Linked DNA regions of Mus musculus: region 1 is linked to region 2. Evidence: chromatin loops called from intact Hi-C (ENCODE). Cell type or tissue: left cerebral cortex. All regions are shown on one strand. Region 1 holds the start of Fam117b (family with sequence similarity 117, member B). Region 2 overlaps Fam117b (family with sequence similarity 117, member B).

Region 1 (8,000 bases), 51 kb after region 2:
TATACCACACCAAAAGATTGATGAGTGCCATTCCCACCACATCTCAACTCAGGTGTTCAATCCCTTTGCAATTCCTACCTTCTAGATTCTTCTATCTCAATTTCTACTTCATTCATCCTAAACCTACAAAATATCCCATACCTTAGTCTAAGAACATAAATACAACAAATAGTACATTAAACTTGCCTCAGGGGGCTGGTGAGAAGGCTCAGCAGGTAAAAGCACTGACTGCTCTTCCGAAGGTCCTGAGTTCAAATCCCAGCAACCACATGGTGGCTCACAACCACCGGAATGAGATCTGACACCCTCTTCTGGTGCATCTGCAGACAGCTACAGTGTAACTAGCTATAACAATAAATAAATCTTTAAAAAAAAACTTTTTTAAACTTGCCTCAGGAAGATGGCAAAAATAATCCAGAAATACCTAACACTGAAAAACACCTATACCCTGTAGTCAGTTTACAAGAAAATTTTTTAGCTTGTTTTTTAGAGATGGGTCTAAGTAGCCTTGGAATGCCCTTTGTAGACCAGCCTAACCTGAACTCACAGAGTTCTGCTATCCTCTACCTCATGATTGCTGGGAATAAGGGTATCTACACCCAGATACAAGGACTGTATATCCTTGTGACAATCCTCTACAGTTAAGTATTATGAAGTACTCCTTTTTGCAGGTAGTGAATCTGCCTAAGTTAAAGAGCTAGTCAGTGAATGTCAATGGCAGAATGTGAACCACAGCAGACTGGCTCCAGAACAAATGCTTTTAACTAGGGAATATATTCTGATTCATTTTAATTCACACTGACATAGTTCACACTACTCTCTCTACACAGGGCCATTCTGAAGGGTGCCCTTCTACTCTTTTCCTAGTCTAATATCCCCTAGGTTGTGTATTTTAAATAATACACAAGTAAACATGGCATGTATTGTCTGTCACTCCTGTAAGACAACTGACTGTTTGGTTCTTCCCTTTCCAACCACAGTCAGACAGAACCTTCTCTGAGAGAAGGTCTATACCGACCTGTGGAATCATTCACTCTTAAGAGCAATCATAGTACATGCTTCTTTCATGCTCCTGTCTTGCCTGGTTAATTTGAATCTCTGGAGCACTGTATTTTTTTTAAAACTGTTATTTGTAAAGGGTTTTAGTTTTGTTTTGTTTTTACATCTTTATATTACATAGTAATTATGCAATACAAACAAACAATACAATACAAACTTAAAAAGTTCAATCAAATATGCAGAACTGAACTTAAGTGAAAATTATATGAGCCAAAGTGTAGAACTATTATGTTTTACAATACTTCATCCTCAATTGTAAAAATATATACCACAAGCCAAAAAGATTCCCCTTAAAGTGTGAAATCAGGAGAGATGGCTCAGCAGTTAAGAGCACTGACTGCTCTTCCAAAGGTCCTCAGTTCAAATCCCAGCCTCCGAATGGTGGCTCACAACCATCTGTAGTGAGATCTGATGCCCTCTTCTAGTGTGTTTGAAGATAGCTACAGTGTACTTATATATAATAAATAAATAAATCTTTAAAAAAAAGGAACTGTGAAATCAGCAACTGTCCTTCAATGTTAGAGAAACACTGAATTTTCTGAGTTCTACCTCAGAAGGTACTAAGAAACGGATATGAAAATATGGAGTTTTGGTGTCCTACTTTCTGAGTCTGCCTACTGCTTCAAAGAAGTGTGTGTGTGTCTCTTAGGGCTAGAAAGATGGCTCAGGGTGAAGTGAATATCACTGTTCCAGAAGTATTCCCAGCACCCACACCAGACTACCCATGACCACATGTGGCTCCAACTCCAGGGGATCCAACATCTTCTCCTGGCCTCCACAGACATACTACCTCATGTGATTCGTGTAGGCACACATATAATTTTAAATATATACTTTTAAAGGAAGTACATCTCTTACTACTTTTCTTGGCAATTTCCCACCCCAATTAATAGTCAAATTTACATAAGACATACAATGAAAAGAATTCACATCTTTCTATCAACATATTAGCCACTCCACAAAAATCACACATGTACTAAATTGATTTGTTTTTTTCCTATCAAGTTTCCAAACCATGCTTTGAAGGCTTCTATACAAGTAAGGAACTACTGTTTAGAGTATAGTAACAACAGTAGAAGGAACTTTCAAAGCCTAAAATTAGACCTGGAAGCAGAATTTTTTTAACAAGTACCCTGGGGTGTTTTCAAGAACCAGGCAATTCTCTGTTTACCAGATCGAAATTTAACAATCTAATTCTGATTCTAACTACCCTGAGTTATTTAGCAGCATCTTTTCCTATCCCTATAGCAAAAATACCTGACAGAATAACTTAAGGAAAGATTTGTTCTAACTCCTAGTTTCAGAGATGTCAATCCATTATGGCAAGGAGGACATGACAGAGCATACAATTTCCTATCATGGCAGCCAGCAAGTAGTGGAAATGAAATGTGGGAAGGGGTCAGGGTAAGATGTAACAAAGGATTCACTCAAGGTAACCTTCTTCCTCCATCTAGACCCTTCCTCCTAAAGTTTTAACAACCTTACAGATAATAGCACCACAGCTAACAGCTGGAGCTCTACCTTATCAGGAGCATGTCACATTCAAATTTGACCTCAGGAGACTGCCTGCTCTTCAGATACTAGTTCCAAGTCCTGGACCACCTGCCCTTCTGACCAACCAGCTACAGATCACAGGTTCCCATGAGCACTTCTAAGGTTTGGTAATATTGTAGAATGGATTACAGAACTCATAAAAATAACTTATTTACACATATTATCAACTTATTACAAAGGACACAAGTAAGGAACAGCCAGATGGCAGAGATTCATAGGACAAGGTATGCAGGTGGCAATAGCTACTAATAATGTAGCTATTAGTTGACATTAAACCCAGGTCTGAACTGTGCAGGTCCATTTACACAAGGATTTTGGTGGAGATTGCAACAAATTGAAAAAGCTCACAGAACTACCACATAGTCTAGAAATATCACAATAGTTTATATGATAGCTTCTATCATGGATGCATAAAATATGTGTATCCTGTTTCACTACTGCCTGCAAGTGATAATAGTCTGTTTTATCACTATTATAAAACACACATAAACCTATTATAAAAAGTCAACATTTGTCAAACCCTACACATGCAAACACCACGCCTGGCTCTATTCTCAAGAGAAGTGTAAATAACAGTGAGGATGCAGTATTAAACCATAACTACACAATTAACTGTAGCATAACTGCACTGCTGTAACACAGCACAGCAGCCACCTTCTGTTGCTGTGGCAGTGAGGTTAAGTTTCCAGACCACAATGACGTGATCACCTCCACCAGAGTGAGTGGTACACTCCTGATGGCAGTAAAAAGTCATCTAAGTTCTCATGAATTTTTTTCACCATATATAATATATGTAATGAACAAAGGATATGTCAAGCTGAATGTTTCGATTTCTAGTAAGACTTCTAATAACTTCAGGCTATTTTTTTAGTAGTTAATTTTAGGAGGAATCAAACATTATGGAGATTTTCAGCAAATCAGTAGCTTTAACCCCTCAACTATACAAGAATCTGTTGAATTACACATCAGACAACTGAAAAAAAATAAATAAATTTAATTCCAGCAAGATGGCTCAGAGGGAAGAAAGAGCTGCTTGCTGGCAAACCTGATGACCTGAGTTCAATCCCTAGAATCAGCACAGTGAAAGCAAAGACCCTATTCATAAAAACTGTCTTTTGATCTCTGCAGTGCCATGGCACACATGTATGTGTGCATACATGTGTACTTAAAAATAAATCTTAAATATATCACAATACTTAGTATGAAATGATAGATAAATCAAGTAGGCAAACAATCATTTTATGAGGTATTAATGTATAAGAAACAAACTATGTCTCATAAAGATAAATTATGAGTTAATTAAAAATAAAAGGAAGGGGGGCTGGAGAGATGGCTCAGTAATTAGGAGCACTGACTTCCAGAGGTCCTGAGTTCAATTCCCAGCAACCACATGGTGGCTCACAACCATCTGTAATGGGGTCTGATGCCCTCTTCTGGTGTGTCTGAGATGGCTACAGTGTATTCATCTACATAAAATAAATATTTCTGGGCTGGTGGGATGGCTCAGTGGGTGAGAGCGCCCGACTGCTCTTCCGAAGGTCCGGAGTTCAGATCCCAGCAGCCACATGGTGGCTCACAACCACTCACAATGAGATCTGACTCCTTCTTCTGGAGTGTCTGAAGACAGCTACAGTGTACTTACATATTAAAAAAAAAAAAAAGAACAATAAAAAAATAAATAAATAAATAAATAAATATTTCTTTAAAAAATAAAAGGGGCCAAAGATGGCTCAGCAGGTAAAAATGACTGCCACCAAGCCTAACAATGTGAGTTTGATTCCTGGGACCCTCGAAGTGAACAAAGAGCAAGCATCAGCTCTGAAGGACTGTCCCAACCTCCAGGAATGAACCCTGGCACCCATGCCGATTCAGGCACGCATGGACGCACACAGAGAAAGGGAGGGAGGGAGGAATAGAAAATGTAATTAAAACTTTTTAAATAAAACTAAAACTGTTGAGACAGCTCAGCAGGTAAAGGTGTCTGTCACCACTCCCGATGACCTAACAGTCCTCTGGACCCAAAGACTAAAAAGGAGGACAGACTCCAGCAGATTGCCATCTAGTGACATCTCATATGTGACCCTAGCATGTAAGTACCAACAAATGTGCATACAACATACACAATGTAAAAATAAACAATCCCATATAACCACGGACTCTATCCATACCACATGACTCACGAGTAACTGCATCTGGGCATTGAGCCCAGTAACTACCCAGAGCCTATTCTAACTGCTCTTATGCGGCCTCTCCACTTCTCATCTAAGTAAGGCAACGGAAAAGAGAGAGAGCACAAAGTCAACTCTACAACTAACCCTGGTGCTGAGTTACTTTCTGAAAGCACAGCTTACGCAAATAGGCCCCTGGCAGGCACTGAAGTTAGACATTTAAATAGCTGCCATGGACAAGTGTGTGGTGACTTTATCAGAATCAAGAGAATGATATTTTGGATCACTCAGTAATTAGTTCAAAGCCCAGAGAAATAATCAACCAGCTAGAGATCCTGAGATCTCCCACATAGGGACTCTGTAATAATGAAGCCCTGGTGAAGGCTGGACTCTGTTCACCCCATGAGACATCTAGAAGAAGCTAGCAGCCTGAAGATGAGCCCAGGCATCTGAGTCACATGAGGGTTCCAGAACTGCATCAAGAAGCACCTTTGTTTCCAAGTAAGAACTTTCACATTTCATCAAGCCTGCAAACTGGTCATCTCCCTTTAATCAAAAAGGGGCGCAGTAATTACAATGTCTCTTTCTAGATTTGGCCATATAAAACATGGAATGATTTAATCATAGCAGTCTATGCTACTGAAAACACTTCCCCCACTTTGTATGGACCTAACTAACGTGAAACAAGAATATATTCCAAAAAGAAGACATCAGACATCGGCCAGTGGTGGCCCTTTAATCCCAGCACTTGGGAGGCAGAGGCAGGCGGATTTCTGAGTTCGAGGCCAGCCTGGTCTACAGAGTGAGTTCCAGGACAGCCAGCAGGGCTATACAGAGAAACCCCAGTCTTGAAAAAAGAAAAAAAAGCCATCAGACATTTACACTTGAGTAAGACTGAGAGACCTACCAACAAGCAGTATCCCTCACACCTAGTTTAAGAGTAACTACTCCGTTTTTTTCTGGTTTTGGAGGGTGGGGAGTGGGGGAGGGGGTGCCTTTGGAAAATATGAATGAGCACACAAGGAGCCCAATGTCCCCGGAAATAAAGCCTCCTTCACATTTGACTGTTTACCCTAATCAAGTTCTCCTCAGGGTGTGTTGCAAATCAACTCTTTAAAATTCTGTTATCAGATTGAGGGGCCCAGTCTCCTTCCTTGTCTACTGCCCACTTAAGCAGCTCATCTACCAGACACCAGATGCACTATCCTAGCTCCAGAAACTCAATGGCAAACTGCAGAAATCTTGTCCAGCATGCATGTAATTTTGGTGTGCAATGTATCTCTCAGACGTTCTCTTATACATTAGAAGTTGCTCCCTTGATCTAATTTGAAGACTTGTTCTCTGTGGCATACAAGCAGAGTCAAAGCTCACCTGTCACCACTTGTTCTTAACCCATCTAAAGGAAAATATGAAAGCTAAAATGAGGTCGTGTATGAAAACCACTTGCCCATTATTGAAGGGAGGGAATCCTCTTAACATCTTTTAAAAGCATTTTGTAGCCTGGCAAAGTAGCATGCTTTTGACTCCAGCACTCAGAAGGCAGAGGCAGTTGGTGAGGCTAACCTATCTACATGGTGAGTTACAGACCAGATGAGGCTACAGGGAGCCTGTTTCAAAACGCAAACAAAAAATAAAAAATAAACATAAAAAACCAAAGCAAAACAAAATGGGCAGGCCTTTAATCCCAGCACTAGGAAGGCAGAGGCAGGCAGATCAAGGCCAGCCTGGTCTACACTGCAAGTTCCAGGTCAGCCAGCGGTAGTGAGAGTGTTGGGGGGGGGGGGGTGCGGGAAGCAAAGAATAAGTCTAAGAGAAATAAAACCAGTATCTCAGAAACACACTCAGACCCTCAGGCTAGCTATCTACCATTTACGTATATGTGTAAACACATACATAGACCTATGCACACACCCCAAAGCAATCTTGCTTAACTTCTCCCTTCTTGCTACTCATTAAGTCTTACGAAATGCAAAAACTGCTCCCAGCTTCACAACTCTTCAATGATCCAAATCCGCCTTTGCTGATGCATTCAGTCCTCCAGATCCGAAACTGTTTTGTGGAACAGAAACACTAAGCAGCACACAAGTGCTATTTGCAAGCATTAACCGCGTCACCAAAAGTGACAGGACCAGCCCCAGCAGTAGCGACGCAAGGCCAAACCCCAGGGTTTATGATTTCCACAAATTGAGCCCAGGCCCAAGGTTAGCGGCCGCACCTCCACGGCGGAGACCCGCACGGGCAAGACGCAGGGGTGGCGGACCGCACGCCCCGCCCCGCCCCGCCCCGCCCCACCGGAGCGCTGCAGTCCCCACTCGGCGGCACAGGACCCCTGTCCTCCACGTACCTGCTTTGCACACCGGGGCGCTGGGGCTCCTCTTCTCCGCCGAGGGTCGGCCCTGCTCTGGGGACCTCCTCCGGTGGCGGACGCGGGCGGAGGGTGGGGCCGCAATCACCTCGCTCGGCCACAGGTGGGTGGGCGACGAACTGGGCGACGACACGGTGCCCAGCAGGGGCGGTGGCGGCTGCGGGCGCGGAGGACTGCTTCGGGCCCCAGGCGCCGTGCCGCGCGTGGGGCTGGTACCGCGCGTGGACGTCACGGACGCTCCCGTCTGCGTGGCCACCGTGGGGCTGGTACGCGCCGCCGCGCTGCCGCCGCCGCCGCGCGTGGGGCTGGTGCTGCGTGAGGCGGTGCGCGGGCCGCCACTGCCGCCGCCGCCCGAGGGGCCTGAGGCGCCTCCGTTGCCTCCGTTGTTGCCGCCGCCGCCGCCGCCCCGCGTGGGGCTGCCATGTTGCTGCTGCTGCTTCAGCTGGAACGGCACCGTCGCCCTCATGGGCTGCAGGCGGCTCCCAGGGCCCCCGGGCGGGCCGACCGCGCCACCCGCGAGGGCGCCGGCGGGCGTGGGAGACCCATTGCGCCTCACCCGCTGGGACATGGTCCCCCCGCCCCAGAGACGGCGGCCGGGGGTGCTGGGCGGCGGGGACCGGCTGCTCGGGGCCCGAGGGAAGGCCTGAGCCAGCGGGTGACGTAGCCTGACTTCAGGACCAGGGGGCGCGCGGGCAGCGACGGGCACCGACGAGGTGATGCAGCCGCCGCCGCGGCTCCTCATCAACAATAGTGTCTCCTCCGTTGTCCCCGCCCCCTGCCGCCGCTCATTGGTGTAGCGTCAGCGCGCTCGAGCCACTCGGCCTCGCTGATTGGCTGCGCGCATCTCGGCTCCC
Region 2 (8,000 bases):
AGAATGTATTACTCTGATATAGGCCCATAAAAATAATCATATTTCTTTTCAAAGGTAAGATTTTATACTTAATATTTGGAATATTTAGGCTAGTTCTTATTGTATGTAACTCCAACCTTTAAAAATTTGTTTTGAAAATTTATCACGTGTATGTGTGTGCCCATTTGTATGTGCACTGACATATATGAAGAACCTGTAGAAACCAGAAGAGTCCCCTACATCTAGAATTATAGATGGATGTGGGTTGGTACTGGGAACTGAATCATGGTCCTCTGCAAGATTAACAAGTTCTCTTAACCACTGGACTACCTTCAGCCTTACTACCCCCAATCTTGACTTTGCTTTGAACACTCATTTAGATTTGAGATAAATCAAGTTAATCCTTGTTAGAAGTATCCTCAACAGCATTAAGTTGAAGGCTTCACATTTCATTAAGAATTATTAAGGCAATAAATTCCCAATGGGGAAAATGATTTAAAACAAAGTACTTTTCAGGAAAATATTCAGTTAGTCCAGTGCTTCTCAGCCTGTGAAACTCAGAACTTTTTGGCAAACCTGTATCTCCAAAAACTTTACATTATGGTTAGCACTCAGTTGTGAAGTAGATAATTTCATGGTTGGGCCTGACTACAGCATGAGGAACTGTTTTATAGGGTTAGAGCATTAGGAAAGTTGAGAACCACTGCATTAGTCACTCATAAGGTAGCTATATCCACCACAAATGCTGGAAAATAAAAAATACAAACAAAAGCCTACACACCCACTTAACTCAAGCACCATCAGAGCCCCTTGGCAAAGCTGCACTGTGCTCCAGTTGTTCTGACCCGGTGCCCTCCCTCATTCCTCCAACATGTGGGATCCCAGGGAAAAGATCAGGACAAAAGATCAAACAGGAGGTATGCCATTAGCTCTGGACGAAGCTCCGACCTACCGTACCTTTATCTCTGGGATCCGCAAGCAGATCATCAGCTGAACAGGGGCTCTCCTCACTGCCTTCATTAGAGATGGTGAGGAAGGATGTTGGGGACACAGACTGAGAGCGGCTGCTGTTGTTGCTTCCCTTGTCTGCACCCCCAGGGGTCTGTGTGTCAATGCTTCGTGTGCTGCTGCTTCTCTGTGCGAGGGGCGGAGGCGCACGATGACCATCTGGAATATCTTGTGGCTGTTACAAAATTTTAAAAATAGATGTTTATACCACTGATTCTGAAATTTACTAGCAGTATATCTATCCAGTGTCCACATTGCTCTGTGGCCAGAATCTCACAAATCAAATTCTAAGCTTGGCATGGTGCCACAAATCTGTACTCCTAGCACTTGGGAGGCCGAAACAGGAGGATTCTGATTTCTAGAGCAGCTGGGCTATATTGCAAAACCCCATTTCAAAAACAAGCAAGCATCCATCTTCTACTATCCCTGGGCCTTCCTGTTGCTCATTACTGACACCCACACCTAACCTCAGTGAGCAGCACTTTCTGGGAAGGATTTGTCTTCTCAGGGCACGGCACACTGGAGGGTCAACATCTGCTGACTAAATGTACTGCCCCCTAAATATCATGTACTGTTATTTCTAAAAGTATACAAAGGATTGTCACAGTAAAGGAGAAGCTTGGTGAGCCACAGGTCCCTAAGAGAGCAAAGGTGCTAACCAGTGACACAGGAGGCCCTTCATTCCTGGGCCTTCTTGCCCATTCTTCTTCTAAGTTGTTTTTTTCAAAGAACCCTTCCTGTGAGTGAAAGGTTAATCACAGCAGATCTAATTAGAGGGTGAAATCAAGGAGACATTTATGAAAGCTTGTGTGGCTCACACAGCAGACAAGCCAGCTCCCTCTACAACTTTGACTGACTTAGCTTTAATTAGTCAGGAAAAGCATACTCCATTTTATAGAATGGAGAACAGGGATGGGAGAGTTGTATATTTTTAAAGCTAAACCAAGTTTTGTCTTTTGTTTGTTTGAGAAAGGATTTCAGTTATATAAGCCAGCCTCAAACTGGAGGAGCTGTGGAATGACTGGGAGTACAGGCCAGCCACCACACCCAGCTGCCTTCACCTCCAGGGAGAAAATCCCACACACCTGTAGGGGCTTTCTCCAAACTAACCCCCCACAGCACTCAAGAACAACTGCTGAGTAAAAGTACTCTGGGCCACAAAACTCATTTTTCATGCAGATGCGAGTCAAGTCAAACCAAGCAGCCTACAAAAGTGGGGGGCAGACACCCCTTAGAAACAATTTGCTGTTCTAACTGCCCCACCCTCCACGGAACTAACTCCAACTTGTTGTAGGGAGTTAAAGCAAAATGAGGTATTTGCTACAAATGAAAACCAGTTTCTGCTAGAGGACCTGAACTAAGGTTGGGCCCATTCATTCTGTGAAATGAACAGAAGTTAAAATTCTTCAATCCCTTTCACGGTCAAAGGCTTTTATTTTCATTTATTTAAAAAAGTCAAATTTTCATTCTCTCAGTAAGAAATGTAAATACAGCCAACCGAATGTGACTCCTCAGAGCTCTGGAGTTCACAGCAAGCCTGCACTGAGGGTGGAGGCTACTTACAATCAGCTGTTCTTCCTTCTCCCCCGTCTCTTTAATTATGATCTCAATCTCCTGATTCAGCCCTTCCACACTGTTCCGGAACCGAGAACCAGACGACTTGGTGATGGGGCCAGCGGGAACGAGCGTGCTCTTTGGAGCAGGAGCCTTAAGAGGTGAAGAGGGAGAGGAGTTTTCAAGGTGGCATAGCCCAAAAACAAATCCAAAGGACTTCAACAACTTGAGAGCAACCGAATCTGCATCTTAGGTTATATGAAATGTAGTTTAGAGCTCAAAGCCCGACAGTCAAGACTGACTCAGAAATGTACCAACAGCTGTCACAAACTAGAGGTCACTAAGAGAACCCAAGAACAGCAACCTCAGATATGCTTTCACAAGGCCAGTGAGGTGGCTGAGCAAGGTGCCTGTCACCAAGCCTGACAATGGAGTTCAACAGACAGACAGGATTCATAAGGTAGAACCCACCGCATAACTGCAGATAACTTTCCTGTAATAGTCATTGTATGAATACCACTACATACATACTTAATATGTTCACCTCTGAAAACAAAAATATAAAATGTGTTTGTTTGGTTTTTTTCTTTTTGGAAATCCATCTTTGATTTTCTCTTACCCAAAGTGTTTTCATTGTCACAGTATTACTTTTTTAAAGTGACAGATTAAATAATTATATAATATTAACTGTCCTCCTAACAAGATGCTCAAAATAAAATACAAAACAGGTCTTATGAGGGTATCTGCTAATAGCAATGGTCTGAGATCTATGGCTACCTCATTCATTCACCTGGAAGAGGTGGCAGAGAAACAAAAGCTCACGTATCTGCAGGCACTGAGCTCCAGCTTTAAAACTCAATGGGTAATTTTACCGTCTGACTCAAACTTAGAATGAAGCTTTATTTCTTCTTTTACTTCTGCTCATCTTTAACATAAACAAACAAGCAAAACAAAAACACAGCAAACACAGTACAAGTATCCTTGGGAAGAAACAGGAAATCTGTGAGAAAGAAGCCAAAGGGAATTGACTTTCAAGCAGCTCCTGGCTGTTGTTAGTGTACAGCTCTCACTCCCAAGGCAGGGCTCAGCATCCTACCTCCTGGGCAGGTAGCTTCCTTCACATGTAAGGAACAGCTCAGTATTCTCATTCATGGTTTTGAAAGGAGGTAATCACCCCTGGCCCCTATTCTGCCCATAATGGACACACTGTTTCTTAACTAGTCTTTCCTAATTCTTTTTAAAAGTATGTCCTTATGATTCTCTCTTTTTTAAAGATTTATTTATTTTATCTGAGTACACTGTCAATGTCTTCAGAAACACCAGAAAAGGGCATCGGATCCCATTACAGATGGTTGTGAGCCACCATGTAGTTGCTGGGAATTGAACTCAGGACCTCTGGAAGAGCAGAAAGGAAAGACGGGGCTGGAGAGACTCTAATTTTAACCCCTTTGTTCACACATCTTTTCACATACCCCCAAGCTTCTCCAATATTATTTGTTTTTAATTTTAATTTTTTAAAATGTGTTATTTCTTTTTTTTTTATGCGTTTGTGTATTTTGTCTGCATGTATGTGGTGCACGTACATGCAGAGTCCACACAGGCCAGAAGAGGGCATCAGGAATTGGAGTCAACAGCTGAAAACTGCCATTTGGGTTCTGGGAGCTGAACCTAGTTCCTCTGGAAGATCAGGCAGTGCTGTTAACCACTGAGACATGTCTCCAGCCCCCAAATATCTAACAGTTATGTCCGACAAGTGGGTTTTTGTTGTTTCTGGTATTGGGTTATGTCTTTTTTGGGGGGGAAAGGGGGAAGGAGCACCAACCGGACAGGGTTAACTCAAGCAGGAGTAAAGTTCATGACACTCCTTGTTAAGCATCTTGAGTGCTAAGACTAGAAGCCTATGTCACCATACCTTTCATCCATAGATGGAAGACTTGTAGGTGACATCCTCTCATTGACAAGAACAGAGCCTATGCTACCTTTCTATTCATTCCTCTCTTCATTGCTTGCCTTCTCTACTCTCCTACCTCAACCTCAACCTCCCTCCCCGGCCCTCATTTCCTTATTCTTCAGAGAGATATTTATTTATTTGTGCATGTCTGTTTATGTGAGTGTGTGCCTGCAGATGCTCTTAACCACTGAGCCATGTCTCTAGCCTTGTCACTGAACTCGGGTCCTATTTGTAACTGCAATGAGGCAGGATGAAAGCTAGTCACTGGAGCTGGCTACCTACTGTTTATCTTAGGATTCCTAAGGACTTCCACTAACTCCTAGAGAGTTTTTATCTACTTTACTACCCTACTTTCTTCCCAACAGATGTAAAGTTCCAACATAAGATCAAGCAAAAGTTGTTCGGTTTTTTTTTTTAATTTAGTTTTATAATTTGTAAAATTATGTGTATGGTCCACTGTGAGTGCAGACACCAGAGTTCAGAGAGGTGTCATATCCTTTGGAGCTGGAGTTACAGGGAGTTATGAGTCACCTGATATGGATGTTAAGGAACTGACTTCGGATCCTCTGGAAGGACAGCAAGTACTCTTAACCACTGAGCCATCTTTCCAGCCCCAAATAAAGCTGTAAAAACTATAGGCACTTTAGGAACAAGGTAGGGGAAGGACAAAGCTAATGCTGCTTTGCTTCTGAGGACTCATGGACGGTAAAACAAAGACTGGAGAGGAAACAACTGAAATGATAGAGAGAAAGGAAACCAATGACTCACTGGCCTGCAGTGAAGCACACAGACATCTTGAGATGCAGTCAGCTTTCCTATGACCGATCATCTCATGTGTAACGAGGTGACAGAGAAACGTAACACAGAAGGCTAACAGCAATCTCAAACACTCAGGACACATAGTAAACTTACTAGTTTGTTTAGATTAACAGTTCTAAACCAATTGTGTCCTCCTCCTGCTAATTTCTTCAAATTGTCATACAACAAAAACAAGGCCTTGTGCTGGGTTTTCAGGCTTCCAAGTACTCCTTTGCTTTACAACTGCTAAATTACAGACGCAGGGAAAAAGAGCCTGTAAGGGGGAGGTAATGTGCCACAGCATGAGAACACATTAGTAAGCTTGTCTGTAAAGAAAGCAGAGAGTCGTCCTCAGCTGCCATGGTAAGAAAGGCACACAGGGCCCTGGCAGGGGAGCAGCTGCCTCCCCAATTTGGATTTGCTGAGATTTCCTATCAGCAAAGCAGGGAAAGATGTTAAAAAGTGTACTGGCTAGTTTTGTGTCAACTTGACACAGCTCGAGTTATCACAGAGAAAGGAGCTTCAGTTGGGGAAATGCCTCCATGAGATCCAACTGTAAGGCATTTTCTCAATTAGTAATCAAGGGGGAAGGGCCCCTTGTGGGTGGTACCATCTCTAAGCTGGTAGTCTTGGTTCTATAAGAGAGCAGGCTGAGCAAGCCAGGGAAGCAAGCCAGTAAGTAACATCCCTCCATGGCCTCTGCATCAGCTCCTGCTTTCTGACCTGCTTGAGTTCCAGTCCTGACTTCCTTGGTGATGAACAGCAGTTTGGAGGTGTAAGCTGAATAAACCCTTTCCTCCCCAACTTGATCTTGGTCATGATGTTTGTGCAGGAATAGAAACCCTGACTAAGACAAAAAGATTTTCTTAATATCTCCTTAGAAGCAACTATTTATCAAAAATCTAATGTCTCAAACAAAGGGGAAAAAAAAAAAAAACAGAGAAGAAAGGAGTGAGAGCAAGTCATTCTCATAAGGCCCGTGCACCTCTCCTCTGGGTAAGCGGTTTTAACCAGCACTTTAACTTAACTATAACTTAACTAGCTGTCACCAGGAGGTTAAAACAAATGAACTCACCCAGCAACCTGAGAAGGACTTCTTAGTTAAACCTAATGTAACTATGTGGGAACTAAAAAAGGGGCCCTGGGGAAGAGGGGGAAGGGAAAAGGCCCACGCCCCGTCAGAGTTTTCCCTATTCTCTGGTCTGTCAGGTGTGAGAGGGCTGCTAACTACCTCCACTCATCCCTGGGTGGGCATTCCTCTATCCCACTCTTCAGGGGGTGGCCAGGGGTAACCCTACCTGGGAACCCCGGAGCTACTTTGCTAAAGCCAGCAGGGTTATAGAAGAGAGGGATGAGGGAAGAGGTTCCCAAGACCTGCGAGAGTGCGCACAGCCTTGATGGGCAGAGACTCTCTATGGTTTAAGAGCTTTATTATAGAAAGGCAGGGGGTAAAGGGGTAGGGAGACTGAGGGGTAAGAAACAAGAGAGACAAGTAAGAGAGTAAGAGAGCAAGGTGGGGCCGAACAGCCCTTTTTATGGTCTTCACTTTTGCTAGGTAACTGGGGAGTTTAGCCTGAAGGTCAAAAGCTTGGGCCATTGCCTAAGTGACTACTGACCATGCTTCTCTTGTGGGGGGAGGGGCCAGAGTTCCAGGAGCATAAGGGATCACCTACCATATCATGAAGGTGAATTATCACCATTCTCGGGGTTCAGACCTCAGCTCAACTGGAGACCAGCCTGCAATTCCCCACATAACTACTGAAGATAACATGAGGAATTAGTCCTTTATTTCACTCCTCATATAAACTACATTCTAACAAACATCTGAAGAGAATAAAAATAATCTTTTATTTCAAGGTATTTTACTTTAAGGAATTTTTTTCTTTCTTTTTAAATTCTGGCACCCCCCTCCTACTACACCCCTTTTAGGGAATTAAATAACGAGAATTTGTTTTCCTGGATCAAAAGTGGTTTCTCCAATAATGTGAATTCTAAATATAAATCGGTATACACAAATGTAAGTAGGTTATCAGATTAGCTGAGAATTCCTCACATCTAAGAAAGTTTAAAATATTTCTCTCATCAGATCTGTACTTTGGAAAAAATATAAAATGCTTACTGTTTTCCCAATCTCTCTCCTCAGAGTAAACACTTCAGTAAATTCTGGCCCACTTAAAGCTTTTAATCAGACAGCACCATGTCATTCTCTATATACCCACGTGACATTTGGAATGTGGTGGGTTGAATGAACACAACCCCCCAACGTACATATATTTAAATGCTTGGACCTCTGTTGGTGGAATGGTTCGGAAAGAATCAGAATATCAGAAAACATGGCCAATAGTAACTTTGAACCTGTTTCTAGTTAGGGTGTGGCTGTGGCAGACTTTAATACATACCTTTCATCCTTCAGGCTGGAATACAAGCATGCCTTTAGTACACATCTTTAATCCCAACAATGAAGGTAAGGTTAGTTTGTAGAAGGAAGCACCCATGTTTGAAAGTGATGACTAATTGAGTGGCATAAAGTGATGAATCAGAGAAAGATTTGACAGAATGGGATATGTCCAACTCTCATGAGAAGAGAGATGAAAGGGAAGCTACTTAAGGGAGAGGCAGACAGCACAGGAGGAAGAGGGTACAGTACAGGAACATAGAGTTCTCGGAGAGCAGTGCAGTAGAGTTGAGAGGGAGAGTAGAGCAGCACAAG

Evidence for each region. Peaks named below come from ENCODE experiments on the same cell type or tissue, not always from the same donor. Only the 100,000 strongest peaks of a DNase experiment are listed, where the experiment ranks them.
Region 1: a loop joins it to region 2, with 2.5 times the contacts of the local background. A loop is called at or near these places in 7 of 42 quality-filtered maps.

What each region holds. Positions count from the first base shown.
Region 1 is chr1:59,912,878-59,920,877 of GRCm38, reverse strand. Fam117b (family with sequence similarity 117, member B) reads right to left here and starts at 7,872. Exons shown (of 8, transcript NM_001037725.3): 1 at 7,126-7,872. The coding sequence starts at 7,714. In left cerebral cortex, a CTCF peak has its summit at 7,262; DNase peaks (open chromatin) are centred at 4,819, 6,891, 7,411 and 7,948; H3K4me3 peaks cover 2,140 bases; H3K27ac peaks cover 1,640 bases.
Region 2 is chr1:59,963,648-59,971,647 of GRCm38, reverse strand. It overlaps Fam117b (family with sequence similarity 117, member B), which reads right to left. Exons shown (of 8, transcript NM_001037725.3): 5 at 2,551-2,694; 6 at 937-1,162. Among named protein-coding and RNA genes, the nearest start is that of Fam117b, 55 kb to the right of the region's middle. In left cerebral cortex, a CTCF peak has its summit at 4,146 (motif pointing right); DNase peaks (open chromatin) are centred at 1,291, 4,166 and 5,705.